Regions from separate parts of the Homo sapiens genome. Here region 2 is linked to region 1. Evidence: chromatin loops called from intact Hi-C (ENCODE). Cell type or tissue: Caco-2. All regions are shown on one strand. Each heading gives the region's core, and the rest is flanking DNA. Links, peaks and the distances in the headings are about the cores only.

Region 1 (7,616 bases), core at 1,559-6,558:
AAAATACAAATTAAAACCAAAATGAGATATCACCACACACCTATCAGAATGTTTAAACAAAACGTTTTGATAACACTATTTCTGCAGGTGAAGATGTGCTGAAGACCAGCATGCTTTGCTGATGGGAATGTAAAATGCTTCAGCATCTCTGTAAAGCAGTTTGTCAGTTTCTTCGATAACTAAGTATGCAATTATGATGTGACTCAACAATTACACTCCTGGGCACTTATCCCAGGGAAATGAAAATTTATGTTCACAAAAAAACTTGTACATGGATATTTGTAGCACCTTTATTCCTAATAGCAAAACTGAAACAACCCAGATGTCCTTCAACAGGTTACTGGTTAAACAGACTGCGGTTCATCAATACCATGAAATACCACTCAGCAATAAGAAGAAACAGAGGGTGGAGACACACAACAACTTGGATGGATCTCAAGGGTATTGGGGAAAAAAGCGAATCTCAAAATGATTCCATTCATATGATATTCTTGAAATGAAAAAATTACGGAAACAAACGACAGATTAGTATTGCCAAACATTAAGGAAGTAGTAGGGGTGGAAGGGAAGGGCAGTATGAGTTATCCTCGTAGTGATGGAACCATTCTATTCTATGTCTTCTCTGTAATGCTGTCAATATCCCTGTTGAAATACTGTGCTGTAGTTTTGCAGGATGTTATCAGTGGGAGATATACCATTTTGATTCTTGTAAAATATAGATGGAAAGGAAAAGGAACTAGAATAGCTAAAACAATCTTGAAAGAGAATAAAGTGGGAAGAATCAGTACCCAAAAAACTGGCTAGAGAGTACCCAGGATCTCTTAGCATTATTTCTTACAACTGCATGTGAGTTTACACTTATATCAAAGGTTTAATTAAAAATATTTCTCAGCCGGGTGCGGTGGCTCACGCCTGTAATCCCAGCACTCTGGGAGGCTGAGGTGGGCGGATCACTTGAGGTCAGGAGTTCGAGACCAGACTGACCAACATGGTGAAACCCTGTCTCTACTAAAAATACAAAATTAGCTGGGTGTGGTGGTGCATGCCTGTAATCCTAGCTACTCGGGGGTCTGAGGCAGAATAATTGCTTGAAGCCGGGAGGCAGAGGTTGCGGTGAGCCGAGAACGCACCATTGCACTCCAGCCTGGGCAACAAGAGCGAAACTCTATCTCAAAAAAAAAAAAATTTTTTTTTCAGATATATCAGGAATTGTAGTCAAATACCTTTAAATTATGAGCTTGTATATATTTTAGGTAGTTGCTCAAATTAATATTTAACACATCTGTTTTATTTACATACACATCTGTTTGTTTCCACATCTGTTTTATTTATCCAGTATTCTGGAATGAGCTACAGTATAAAGTAACCTACACTTTTTTGTTTTTTGAGACGGAGTTTCACTCTTGTTGTCCAGGCTGGAGTGCAATGGCGCAATCTCGGCTCACCGCAACCTCCGCCTCCCGGGTTCAAGCGATTCTCCTGCCTCAGCCTCCCGAGTAACTGGGATTATAGGCATGCGCCACCATGCCCAGCTAATGTTTTGTATTTTTAGTAGAGACGGATTTTCTCCATGTTGGTCAGGCTGGTTTCAAACTCCTGACCTCAGGTGATCCACCTGCCTTGGCCTCCCAAAGTGCTGGGATTACAGGCGTGAGCCATCGCACCTAGCCAACCTACACTTTTACTCTCACCGAAACTCCATGTGTGTCTGTCCCATTTGTTCTGTCATAAAACTTCTCATCCACTCCCTCAATCAGTGATTTATTCATTCAAACATGTTTGGTGTGCAAAGGATGAGTGAGGCTCAGTGCCATCTTGGTGTCGCACCATTAAGCCAGACCTTTCTATCCATGTTTGTGGCTCCCAGATATTGTAGAAGTGACACGCTGAAGTCTGATTTAGATTCTTTTGTGAAAACCACTTTTGGAGTGTCAGTTTTTGGGCTTTTGAAAAGCCTTCTTCAGAATTTGCAATCCAAAGAAGGTACAAAAGGCTTTCTGGTTTCTCCCAAGATGTCGCTCATTAGATCAATGGACTTTTCAAATAACATGGAAAGTGAACAAGCCCTTTCTTTTCTTCTTTAGGGTTTTGTAGACCAAATACATTAGTTAATTTTAAAAATAAGAATAAAAGTGTAAAGAACGGATAGATGGAAATTTTGTTTTTCTCTCAATTCTCCTATCAGACCCTGGGCAGAAATGGGTCTGCAACATTTGATCCCAAGAATTCTTAACCAGAAGTCCCTGGATAAGTCTGGGCACTGGCTGAAATGGCATGCCATATTTTGGGACATTCTTCTGGAGAGGGAATCCACAGCTTTCAAGGATTCCCTTGAAAGGGTCTGTAACCCAGAAAATATAAGAATACCTGTTTTAATGGCTGAAGGCTCCAGAGACGTAGAAAGAACTAGAAATATGTGGGAAGAGCCTATCCATGGCCTGATGAGGGAGCTGGCTTTCATCTTCACCCTTCCTACCGGTTCAAGGGCTGACTCAAACACCTCTTCCCTGTGAAGCTTTCTCTGATCAGCTCACCTCCTCTCAGCCAGAAGCCGTCTCTTCTCTGAGCTTCCAGAGTCTTTGCTTGCTCTTCTTTTAAGACACTTACCCGTCAGATGTAGTGACTCATGCCTGTAATCCCAGCACTTTGGGAGGCCAAAGTGGGAGGATCACTTGAGGCCAGGAGTTCGAGACCAGCCTGGACAACATAGGGAGACCCTGTCTCTACAAAATAAATAAATACATAAATAAATAAGACGCCACTTTCTATCACATGTGAAACTAGATATTGCCTCTATTCGCTGCCCCTGTACCATTATGGATTTGTTCTAAGTGGATGATCTAGACATATTTGTTGGGCGAGTGATGGTCCTTACAAGTTTGGTGGCAGCCCTTCAGAATTGGCCTGGAGATAAGAATGGTTGGTTCTTTTGCTTTTCAACAAAAAATGTAAGGCATTGGGCATTGACTGGCATTTTACATGATGTGAAATGCCCAGTGGGGAAGGTAGTCAGTCCTTCTGCAGGGACTGAATGCCTGCTCAGTGAGAAACTGTAAGCAACCTTTGCATCTTCTTTTTTTTTTTTCTTTTTTTTTGAGATGGAGTCTCGCTCTGTTGCCCAGGCTGGAATGCAGTGGCCTGGTCTCAGCTCACTGCAAGCTCCGCCTCCTGGGTTCACATTATTCTCCTGCCTCAGCCTCCCGAGTAGCTGGAACTACAGGCACCCACCACCATGCCTTGCATCTTCTAAATCCAGCTCAGCTGTGGCATTGTAAATAGCACTCTGCCTTGTCCCAGCTGTCTTATTTGTGAAATACTTAGAAAAACTCCACCAATCTCCTGACTTCACCTTTCCTTTAGGGTAAATCTATTATTTTAAGGGAGGGTGGGAGTGGAGAGAGGGACTCAAGTATTCCTTGTTCCAGTGGAATTTGTCCCAACCTCCCACAGCATTGCCTCCAGCCCATCTTGCATTCTTGGCTTTTGAAGAGGAGGGGCAACCCCCTTCTTATCTGGGATTGCCTGCTTAAACAAACTCAGTGGTGTGGAGGTATTGTCCTTTGGAAACTTGGCCTGGGACACTTTACCAAGTGTCTGCAAACATTTAGACATGGAAAACTACCCACTGTTAACCCAGAGCTCATTGTCTCTGCTCAGGGCTGCTCTTCTCTGAAAGTGGCTTGTGGTTGGGGGTGGAGGTGGTGAGAGTCGGCCCAAGGGAATCCCTCAGTTGGGGCTCTGGGCTGGGGAATTGTGCTGCTGTTTGTTTAAACAACCTGAGTGTAATTGGATTGTTTGAGATGCCCAAGATGTTTGGGAAAGTGGGGGAAGGGAGGCAGCTTGCTGGGGGAGAGAGTCACCAGCAGGGACTTTGATGGGTGGCAGGCTGGGTGGTTGTCAGCCTCCAGATTGCAAAGCCAGTGGGAAGGATGGCCCTTCCGGCTTGTCCGTGGGCACATCAGGACCTGGGTCAATAGGTCGGACCATGTAGTCTATAAAATATTAAAGCTAGTACTTGAGGGGTGGATCAGGATATGAGGAATATTTAACTTAAAATCAATTATCCCTTTTTAACCATAACAATCTAAGGATAGCACAAATGCACGGTTACATGTTTGCTTGTTATTTAGATCTGATTTTTTAAAATCCCACAAAAATAGTTGTAATGACCAACTCAGGTTTCACTAGTAAGAATGCTGGGTAGGAATTCTTAAGGAGTTGCTACATCATTCCTTGGGACAGAACAGGGGCTATCGGGGAGTATTTGACAGGCCTATGGAAAAAATAAGTCTGTGCTTTATTGTAGGGATCATACCCTTCCATTTGACCTAGGGAAAAGGGCAAAGAGTGTTAAAAAAATGAGAAGAATCTGGGAATAATAGAAGGAATCTTTGCAATGCTGGGCCTGGCCAGCACCGCCCTGTGAGATCAGACCTCACGTGAACCATGTTCTCACGTCACCTGAGGCATGCAGGTAGACTCCACAAACCAGGTGTGAATACTTATTAGGGATGCTTACCATGTAAGAAATAATTAGAAAAGGTAAAGGGCTCCTATTACGTGGCGGGCTCCCAAATTTGTAATTTTACTTAATCACTGCTGGAACCTGTGACAGAAGTTAGAAAAACAGACTGTGGCTCAGAGGGGTGAAATGAACTTGCCCAGACCACAAAGAGGGAAATGGTTCAATCTGGATTTGCATTAAGATCCTTCTGTTTTCAAAACTCTCTTTCCAATACACTATACTCATACTTCTCCCTACCCTGCAAAAAAAGAATGAAAATGCAGAATTAATCACCATGCAGGTTCAAAAACAAATAACCCTCTTTTGATATGCCAGTAGCATATCACACATAGAGGCCTTCAGCTAAATAAACAATCAATTAGGGAAAGGATAGAAATGTTAATATTGGTAAAACCTACTGATCTTCTGATTGGGAATACATTTTAGATTATTTGAGGATGGAATGCTTGTCATCTTCATTTTAAGATGGCTATCAGTTTTTGAGGTTAGCCCTTAGTTAAAATAAAGTCGTAGTCAAGTATCTTGTAACATTTAGTGGAACAATACCTGACAGGGTACATTTACCCTTTCACCTTTTTTTTTTTTTTTGAGACAGAGTTTCACTCTGTGGCCCAGGCTGGAGTACAGTGGCATGATCTGGGCTCACCGCAACCTCCACCTCCTGGGCTCAAGTGATTCTCCCAGCTCAGCCTCCCAAGTAGCTGGGAGGCACAAGCCACCACACCTAGATAATTTTTGTGGGTTTTTTTTTTCTTTGTAGAGACAGGGTTTCACCATGTTGCCCAGGCTGGTCTCAAACTCCTGGACTCAAGGGATCCATCTGCCTCAGCCTCCCAAAGTGCTGGGATTACAGGTGTGAGCCACTGTGCCTGGCCTAACCTTTCACTCTTAACATGGTTATCTCTGTAAAAGAAAAATAGCTTTGTAAAGGCGTTGTCTTTTTTTGCTTTTTTTTTTTTTTTTTTTTGAGACAGAGTCTTCCTTTGTCACCCAGGCTGGAGTGCAGTGGTGCACTAATAGCTCACTGCAGCCTGAAACTCCTGGGCTCAAGCAATCCTCCTGCCTCAGCCTCCTGAGTAGCTGGGACTACAGGTGTATGCCACCATGCCCAGCTCAAATTTTTCAACATTTATTTTTAATTTATTTGTTTTCACTGTGTTACCCAGGCTCATCTTGAACTCCTGGCCTCAGGCAATCCTCCCACTTCAGCCTCCCAAGGTGGGATCGTAGCTGTGAATCACCATGCCCAGCCAGCTTTGTAAAATTTAAAAGATTCATAACAGTATTTTGACAAATACTTCAGAATATTGTTTTCAGAGAAAAGGGCTTTCTATACTTGCCGAGCAGCTCAGTTTTGCACCGGCTCCAAGCAGCAGCTACTTCTGTTGCTTGGCTGGTGGGTGTCATTTCATGGGCATAGAGAACCACTGTGCAAACAGTGGTGTAACAGACAGCACAGAACAATCGCTGTTTCTATGCCATTTGGCAACTCCATTCTCCTAGACTCTGAGGGCTTCTTAAGGTAGGAGCCAAGGGGCTTTTCAAAATCACACCATGACCACACTGGTTTCGTGGGAGCTGATAGCTTCTTCTAGCACTCCAGGTCTTTGACACCAGAAGGCTGCCTGGCTCCAAATACTTAAAAATTGACGATGTTGGCTGGGCGCGGTGGCTCATGCTTGTAATCCCAGCACTTTGGGAGCCGAGGCGGGTGGATCACAAGGTCAGGAGTTAGAGAACAGCCTGGTCAACACAGTGAAACCCTGTCTTTACTAAAAATACAAAAATTAGCCAGGCATAGTGGCAGATGCCTGTAATCCCAGCTACTGGGGAGGCTGAGGAAGGAGAATTGCTTGAACCTGGGAGGCAGAGGTTGCAGTGAGCCGAGATCGTGCCATTGCACCCCAGCCTAGGCGACAGAGCTAGACTCCGTCTTGGGGAAAAAAAGAAAAAAAATTGAAGCTGTCAGCTAAGTAAAGGGAGTATTTACAATATGGAGGAATGGAAGTGCAGCGAGGCTGGTGGTGCAGCACTGGAGGGTCAGACAGTGTCTTTTTATCCTTTGCAGTTTGCAGAGGATGCAGCAGGTGAGTCCTGTAGACATCAGAGGGGCTTCGACGCTGCACAGCTGCCACTCAGAGGGGACACTGCTGGCCTCGATCACATCATGGAGACCACAAGGATGCTGGGAATGCACTTCCCATTGGCCGAGCTGAGGATATGAGCAGGCCATGGGTGAGCCAGGGTTTCCATTTCTCTTCCCGCCATGAGAATTTCATGCCAGTCAATTTTAACATAATAATTTATTTTGCATTTTGCTGTCCTCACTAAGGTATGCATGGATCGTTAAAGATTAGGAAGTTTGTTCTTTGATTGGATTCTTTGATCAGATGGATAAGATCCTTCCATCTCTTTAAGAATGCCACCTCCTCCTCCAGCCCCAATCCTGGCTTCCCAAATTCCAAGCTCCCAACACTTGAAAGGCCCAAACCTTGTTAGGTTTGATGATAGCAATTTACAATTAACAAATACATTGATAATGAGTGTTCTTTTCTGTAGGTTTGTTTAAAAGTGAAAACAATGTGGCTAGTCATAAAAGTTTCTCTTTGTTTTAGGCTGGATGGCTCACGCGTTCAGAGGAGGGACAGCGCTTGTTGCAGAGAATGAGATTTAGTGTGATGTGTATAAAGGTGTTTCATGGCTAAAGACCAAACAGAGACTAGTGTCTCCCACTCAGGAAGAATAATCACCATGCTAATGGATTAAAATTCTGTTACATAGAATAATCACAGGTTTAAATAAGACTCTGCCTGCTTTATAATTATCAGTATGTGAAAATACACTGAATCAAGGCTGAGTGTAGTGGCTCATGCCTGTAATCCCAGCACTTTGGGAGGCTGAGGCGGGAGGATCACTTGAGGGCAGGAGTTCAAGACCAGCCTGGCCAATCTGGTGAAACCCCGTCTCTACTAAAAATACAAAAATTAACTGGGTGTGGTGGGAGGCACCTCTAATCCCAGCTACTGGGGAGGCTGAGGCAGGAGAATCGCTTGAGCCCGGGAGGTGGAGGTTGCAGTGAGCCGAGATTGTG
Region 2 (7,616 bases), core at 919-5,918, 76 kb before region 1:
TTTTACTTTCCAAAAAAAATTATTTTTTAGGGACAGGGTCTCCCTCTGTCACCGAGGCTGCAGTGCAGTGGTATGATCATAGCTCACTGCAGCCTCCCAACACCTGGGCTCAAGCAATCCTCCCACCTCAGTCTCCAGAGTATCTGGGACTACAGACTTGTGACACCATGCACAGCCTAATTTAATTTTCAAAAATTGTACATTTTCAAGGTGTACAGCATGATGCTTTGATATACATGTACATAGTTAAATGGTTCCAACAGTCAAACCAATTATTAGGTTGGTGCAAAAGTAATTGCGATTTTTGCCATTGACGTATCAGAGCCGTTTCTGCTGCAGCAGGTGAAGTGGATCTTTAGCCTGCCTCCACAGAAGCCTGTGTGTCTTGCTGCTAAAACCAGCCTACCAGTTTCCTAGAATCACAGCCTCCCACACCAGTGACCCTGGCTGCTGCAGCCTGTGGGGGTCACTGTGGGCTCTGTATTGGGAAGGCTGGAGGGGATGGGATTTGGAAGAAGCAAGTAGTGATTGGAAGTGGGTAGTGCCCAGGGTGTGCTAGGGCCAAAAAAGCAAAGGACTAGGAGGATCCAGACTTCAAGCTGATTGGGAAAATCCCATGTCTCCCTTTTCCTTTTAGATGTCTGTACCTTTCACTCATTTTTGATGCTGGTAAAAAGAAAACCAGAGCTGGCCATTCCCAAATCCTTTACAACTGCCCCTCCCGGGTTCTTTGTGTTTGCAAATGTAAATGCTAAAGGTCAGCAGGGTTTAAAGCACCTTTTTACCTCCAGCCACTTCCTTGCCCCTTAGAGGCCCAAGCTGGTTCTGAAAAAAGTGTCCAGCAGGGAAAAGCCTGCACCAACCTACCCACCATCACCCCAAATAAATGAGGGCCCAGAGCTTTGCATTGCTTGCAGCTTCTGTGCCTGACAGGCCTGCACTCTGGGTTTTGGAGAGGCCTTATTTCCAGCTGGTTACTAAGGCTGGTGCTGCCTCCAGGTGTGTTATCAGGAGGAGGACAGTTTAAATAGGGCTTATCACTGTGTATTCAATCAAGGTTTATGAGGACTGATAAAGATGTCACCTAGTTGCTTCGTGTGTTCATTAAAACTCTATTCCCTGGTGGGGATAGAAATGCAGGGGGGTTTGTTTTAAAAATTTTTAAACAAAAATTTTGGAACAACTACATGTTGTTCTTTTGATAAAGATGGCGCTGTGGTCAAGCCCATCTGTGTGATCAAACCCACAAAGGAGTGAAGGCAGTCCTCTCGGGCACAGTGCATTCGACCTCCACCTTCCCCGACAATACAACAGTCTTTAATACCATAGGTTATCATAATTGCTTATTTAAGAATTCAATGAACAGCACCACCCTTGGCCTAGGTGCAGCAATAAGCCATTGTGTGCTTTTAATTTTGTGTCCTTTTATATTACTGGATCATTATAACAAAAAGATATTTGTTTTAGTGTTTTATTTTAATAAAAGATTTCTAACTAAATGTGTTTGCCATAGTCCCCCTTTCATAGTCCCTCTTCCTCTTCTACTAGATAGAAAAAAAAAAGCAAAATAGCCCATATTTCCTTTACTAAACCCATAAGTTTGTACATCTAACTAGAGCTGCAGGGAGCATAGTGCAAGAAATGGGCGCTGCTCTGAATGGCTTTGTGTTCTGTGAGCCTAATTGCTGCTTTATAATGAGACCCAGTGTCTCTCAATGGCTCATTGAATATATTTTCTGTTTAATGTTACTAAAGAAGAATTGCAGAATGGAGAGTAAAAAATGTTTTAACTTTTCGGGGTTTTTTCCCCCACCTCCAGTTCAAAAGGCACCATTGCTTGCTGACATCTTCTATCTCCAAACCTATTAACGCTATATGACTAGTTAAAGATAGGGATTTGCTAGCAGGCTACATGTAGACTTTACCTGCATTCTGAACATTTTTAAAAAACAATGTTCAAGTTTACTAAACAAATATTTAAGAGTATTATAATTTTTTTTGAGACAGAGTCTCACTCTGTCACCCAGGCTGGAGAGCAGTGGCATGATCTCAGCTCACTGCAACCTCCGCCTTCTGGGTTCAAGCGATTCTCCTGGCTCAGCCTCCTGAGTAGCTGGAATTACAGGTGTGTGCCACCACACTGGCTAATTTTTGTATTTGTAGTAGAGATGGGCGTTCTGCATGTTGGCCAGGCTGGTCTTGAACTCCTGATCTCAGGTGATCCACCTGTCTCAGCCTCCCTAAGTGCTGGGGTTACAGGTGTGAGCCACTGCACCCAGCCCATAAAATGTTTAACTTTCATCAGCTTCAAGGTTTATGTTTCTCCCAAATTTTGCATACAGCTGAACTTTCAAATCTGCTGACACCCACTGAATTGATTCCACTCTGGATTTTAAGGTGTCAATTTCCTCTTGCATGTTTCTTTGCTTCTTCTAACATTTCTTGTGTTTCTTCTTGAGAATGGCTAATGAAAACATCACCAATTTGATAAGGTATCATTAAACAGTCATCATCTGCAAGCATGAGGTCATCACAAGCATCTTCTAAGTTTTGGAGTTGCTTCTTTTTTACTTCTGATGAATGTTTTTGTTGTTTTTGTAGAGGCAGGGTCTCCCTCTGTTGCCCAGGCTGGTGTCAAACTCCTAGGCTTAGGTGATCCACCTGCCTGGCCTCCCTAAACACTGGGATTACAGGTGTGAGCCATTGCACCTGGCCTTCTCTGATGTATGTTGACCATTAAATATAAGTGTCTTGGGGGATAAAATTACTTGCTCGTTTAATGTTATTTAAATTTGATTTTTTTTTATCTTGAAACTTGTGGACATGCCTTATCTCCACCACTGGGGGTCAGGCTCAGTATGGGGAATTTCTGCTCATTCCATCCCACAATGCAGTTCTTGGGGGCAGCAGAGGGAAGAGGAGTTAAGTAGACTGAATAATGAGGAATGATGGGAAGGTAGAGATGGTGGGATGGGGAGGGGTTGAGAGAAGCTGAGAACTCAAAGGGAAGACTGGGAGAACTGGGACTGCAGGGAGAAGTTAGGAGGGGGTGACATTCAGGTTCAGACCCCAGGAAAATCCTAATGTTGAGGGGAGGGATGCTTATGACTTTTTTGTGTCTGATGATGGCCAAATGCTGCAAGGTCCTTGATGAAATTGCTAATTCTCTTAGGTTGCATCTCCCCAGAAGACACCGAAACAAGGATTTCAGTGCAAGTTGTTTCATGGGAGACTTCAAGAAGCATCAGGGTCGATCCCAGCACTTTGGGAGGCCAAGGTAGGAGAACTGCTTGAGCCTGGGAGTTCGGGACCAGCCTGGGCAACAGAGTGAGACCTCATTTCTACAAATAAAAAAATTAAATTAAATTAAAAAATAGAAGCATCAACAAGAGAGTAGAGAAGAGATACAGGGGAGAGACGGAAACCAGTGGAGGATGTGATCTTGAGCAGCTCCTCTTGTGGGCGACTGGGCCTCAAGCTCCCTGGGGGGCTCTCGGAATTGATGAAGAACCAGTCTCAGAGTCTCTTTCTTGAAGAGCGAGGAAGCTGAGGCATTTGATCACTAACTCCTTCTAACTTGTCCTCATCATTGGCTGACAGCTACTCCCAGGGGTAGCAGCTCCCTGGAATTTCTGACTTGCCTTGTGAGCAGCATCGGCTGCCTGTGGGATGCAGGAGGAGTACAGGGGACTGTGGGCACGGCACTGACGGCGTCCGCAGCACTCGTGTCACCTTCTACCGTATGCATTTGAAAACACTTGCCATCACTTATTAATATGATTTATTTATTGTGAATATCATACTGTATTTATTAATTCTAGGATGGCTCTCTGCTTAACACTTCTTAAATTAGAACACCTCTTATAATTCACAGGACATCTTTCAATGGCTCCTGGCCAACTGGCAGCAGAATTTTACCTTCCTGTGCATGAATGACCTTGGATATTATTCTTGGTGGCATGACTGGACACCTGCAGCCTCTTGATGTTTCCAGTCAAAAAGGTATTTAAGAGCCATTTGTCAGGCGGACCACTTGAGCCCACGAGTTTGAGGCCAGCCTGGGCAGCATAGTGGCACGCTGTTTCTAAAAAACAAAACAAAACAAAAACAAAACAAACAAACAAACAAACAAAAAACGAAAGAAAGGAAGAAAGAAAGAGAAAAGAGCAGTAATATCTTCATCACTGGTCATTGGTCATTGTCTTTAAAACAACTTTCCATCGATATCTTCTGGGGAGAACAAGAGAGCACTAGTGTCAAAACTTCAACCAGCTTGGAAGAAAATTCTGGAGATAAGAGAGCAATAATTTTTTAGGTTGAATCACATAAGTTTGCCATCTTTTGGTCAAAAACAGTCTAATGAGCAATTTCACTTGGTTCCACTTACAAGAAAAGTTCCATCTCTAACACTCTTGATGGGACTGTGTGCAGAAATAAGGGCATTGACAAGTCGGAATTAAAACATAATCTAGAAGGGTTGCATTCTGAATATAAAAAGTTTTAGGAATATTTAAACCAGTTTGTTTTACTTATATTTTCCTTCTTTATACATATGACAAGAGTAATATTTTTTAAAAAATTATTTAAAGGCCTATTCATAGCTTGAAAAAAAATTCTTGCAGTAAAAGCATTTGCAAAAATATGAAATAAAATTTGACATGACAAGGAAGCATTATATCATTAATTGGCAGCTTTTCTTCCTTAGTGACGTAAAATAATGACATCATAACAATCAAGGAGTGTCTCAGATTTTGTGAAATATGATTTATCCCGCCATGGACCTCAGAGGCAGAGAGTGAGGTTGATCATAATTCTTGGTTTCAGGTCATATTTTCACCAATGGTTTGTGCTAGACCTATCTCTGATTTTGTCATTGAATATTGGGTGATAATTATCTCAGTCATATAGATAATAGAAGTGAGAAATGGGGATAAGAGGGAAAATTAGGGTGAGATATTCTAAAACCTTCTTGGTTTTAGACATTGCAAATATCTTCTCCCATTTCATCTTTTAACTTCATCTATAGTATATTTTGTTAAACAAAAATTCCTAATTTTTATGTAATTGAGTTTTTTAACATTGTTGCCTGGGAGCTCATGTTTTTGAAGTTTTGTTTAAGGAGTCCTTTTCCTGTAGGTCACAAAGATTTTCTTCAACATTTTCTTGTTTTGACTTCATAGTTTTATTTTTCATTCCTAAATTTTTTAGTCCGTCTTGAGTCCACCTTTGTTTGCGATGTTACGTGGGATTGAGTTTTATTTTTATTACAGTAAAAAAGTTTCCCCCAGGCTTCTGCTAAACAGACTTTCCACCATTCACTTATGGTGCCACCTTTATCATATGTTAAATTCCCACATATGCATGAGGGTATATCTGAAGTCTCCTTCAGTTCCATTGGTCAGTTTGTCTGTTCATGAGTACATTACCACACTGCTTTTATTATTATAGCTTTTAAATATATCTTAATATATGCTAGAGTATGTCCCCCTCTTCAATCTTATATAAAGTCAGTTAAGACTTTGGGAGGCTGAGGCAGGCAGATCACTTGAGGCCAGGAGTATGAGACCAGCTTGGACATATGGTGAAACCCTGTCTCTAACAAAAATACAAAAAATTAGCTGGGCGTGGTGGCACACGCCTGTGGTCCCAGCTACTTGGGAGGCTGAGGTAGGAGGATCATTTGAACCTGGGAGCCAGAGGTTGCAGTGAGCTGTGACTGCACCACTGTACTCCAGCATGGGTGACAGAGTGAGAACCTGTCTCAAAACAAACAAACAAACAAACAAATAAAGTTAATTATGTATTTTTGGTGGATACTTCTTCCATATAAATTTTAGAATGTGTTTATTGAATTTCTTTAAAAGTCCAATTGGAATTGCACTAAATTTGTAGATTAATTTGGGGGAGAACTCAGGGAATCCATCCAAGAGGATGGCATAGCTCCCCACTAACTCAGCTCATTTTGTACATCCTTTGTTACAGTTTAAAATGTTTTCCATCAGAGGATTTATAAATTCTTAACTTAGTAACTTCTCAGTTACTATATATTTTTTGTTGCTGTTATGAATAATACTATATTTTAAAAAGTGATGTTTCCTAGGCAGTTATCATTAGTTTAGAGCAGAGATAGGGACGCTTTTTCTGTAAAGGGCCAGATAGTAAATATTTTAAGCCTGGCAGCCATGTAAGGTCTCTGTTACATATCCTTCTTTTTCTTTTTCTTAGTTGTTTTACAACCCTTTAATAAATGTAAAAACCATTCTTAGCTGGTGGGGGCCTTACAAAAACAGGCCTTAGAGGGCATTTGGCCCACAGCATGTTAGTTTTCCAGTTGCTAGTGTAGAAAAATGGTATTGACCTGTGTACATTTCTCTTTTAGTCTATGGTGTTGCTGAGCTCTCTTATTAGTTCTAATGATTTGCCTGATTGTTCTGTTAGTTTTCTACATAGGTGAATAATACAATTTTTATGTCTTCCCTTTTAATTCTTACCTCTCTTACTTCTTTTCCTCTTGTAGGGTTGGCCAGGACTTTTCCTTGTAATGTTCAACAGACGTAATGACAGTGGGCAGTCTTATCTTATTCTTATCTTAAAGGGAATACATCTAAAGTTTTTTCTTAACTATAATGTTTACTAAAGGCTTTGGTGTATTACTTTTACTAAGTTAAGAAAGTTTCCTTCTATTCCTAGTTTTCTAGGGATTTTTAAAAAAATCATAATTAAGTGGTGACTTTTATCTGAAACTTTTTCCATCATTTGAGATAATGCAATTTACCTCTTGTAGCCTACTAACGAGGTAAATTGATTTGATAGATTTTCACAGATTGAACCATCCTTGCATTTCTGAGATAAACTTCATTGATCAGGATTCAGTTAGCTATTGTTCTATTTAAGAATTTTATATCTACATTTCTAAGGGCAAGAGGCCTGTAATTTTCTTTTCTTATCAGGTTCTTATCTGACATTGAAATCAAGATTACATAGGTCTCATAAAATGAACTGTAAACCTGTCTTATTTTCTGGCACAACTTGTATAATATGAGTTAACTGTACTTTCAAAGTTTGCTAGACTTCCTCTGTAAATTATTTAAGGTAAAATTTTCTCTTTGTGAGGGGAGGTTTTGTTGACTACCTTTTCAATGTCTTTCATGCTTATTGGCTTATTTAAATTTTCTATTTTTTCTTGCACCAATTTTGTCATTTTTCCCCCTAGGAATTTGTCCACTTCATTTTGGTCATAAAATGTGTTAGTGTACAATTGTTAATAATATTTCTATAATTATTTTCTAATCTATTATATCTATTCTTTTCATTCTTTATTTTATTCATTTAAATATTTTCTCTTTTTCTTCATCAGTCTTGCAACATGTTTGCTACATTATTAGTCTTAAAAGAAAATAGCCCTTTAGTTTTGTTAAGATTCTCTTATTTTTGCCCCTTACTTCATTAATTTCTACCCTTCTCTGTGTAATAATTTCCTTCCTTTTTGCTTTTAAAAATTTGTCCTGTTACAGTTTACTCAATTTTTTGAGTTGAATCTCACTGGTGTATAACCTTTCTTGCTTCTTGGTAGAATTGTGTGGCCAGGTGCGGTGGTCACACCTGTAATTCCAGCA

The links. Peaks named below come from ENCODE experiments on the same cell type or tissue, not always from the same donor. Only the 100,000 strongest peaks of a DNase experiment are listed, where the experiment ranks them.
Region 2: it touches region 1 in a loop (6-fold over the local background); 1 of 110 quality-filtered maps calls a loop at or near these places.

The regions. Positions count from the first base shown.
Region 1 is chr18:21,987,670-21,995,285 of GRCh38, forward strand. LINC01900 (long intergenic non-protein coding RNA 1900) reads left to right here. Exons shown (of 3, transcript XR_001753529.2): 2 at 6,594-6,760; 3 at 7,141-7,308. Among named protein-coding and RNA genes, the nearest start is that of LINC01900, 10 kb to the left of the region's middle. RefSeq lists an enhancer at 3,492-4,364. In Caco-2, for the core only: no CTCF peak of the experiment used is centred there; DNase peaks (open chromatin) are centred at 3,622 and 4,432.
Region 2 is chr18:21,912,075-21,919,690 of GRCh38, forward strand. It overlaps LOC105372016 (a long non-coding RNA gene), which reads left to right. Exons shown (of 4, transcript XR_935276.3): 3 at 3,173-3,277; 4 at 3,875-4,669. Among named protein-coding and RNA genes, the nearest start is that of LINC01900, 65 kb to the right of the region's middle. In Caco-2, for the core only: a CTCF peak has its summit at 2,857; DNase peaks (open chromatin) are centred at 967 and 2,877.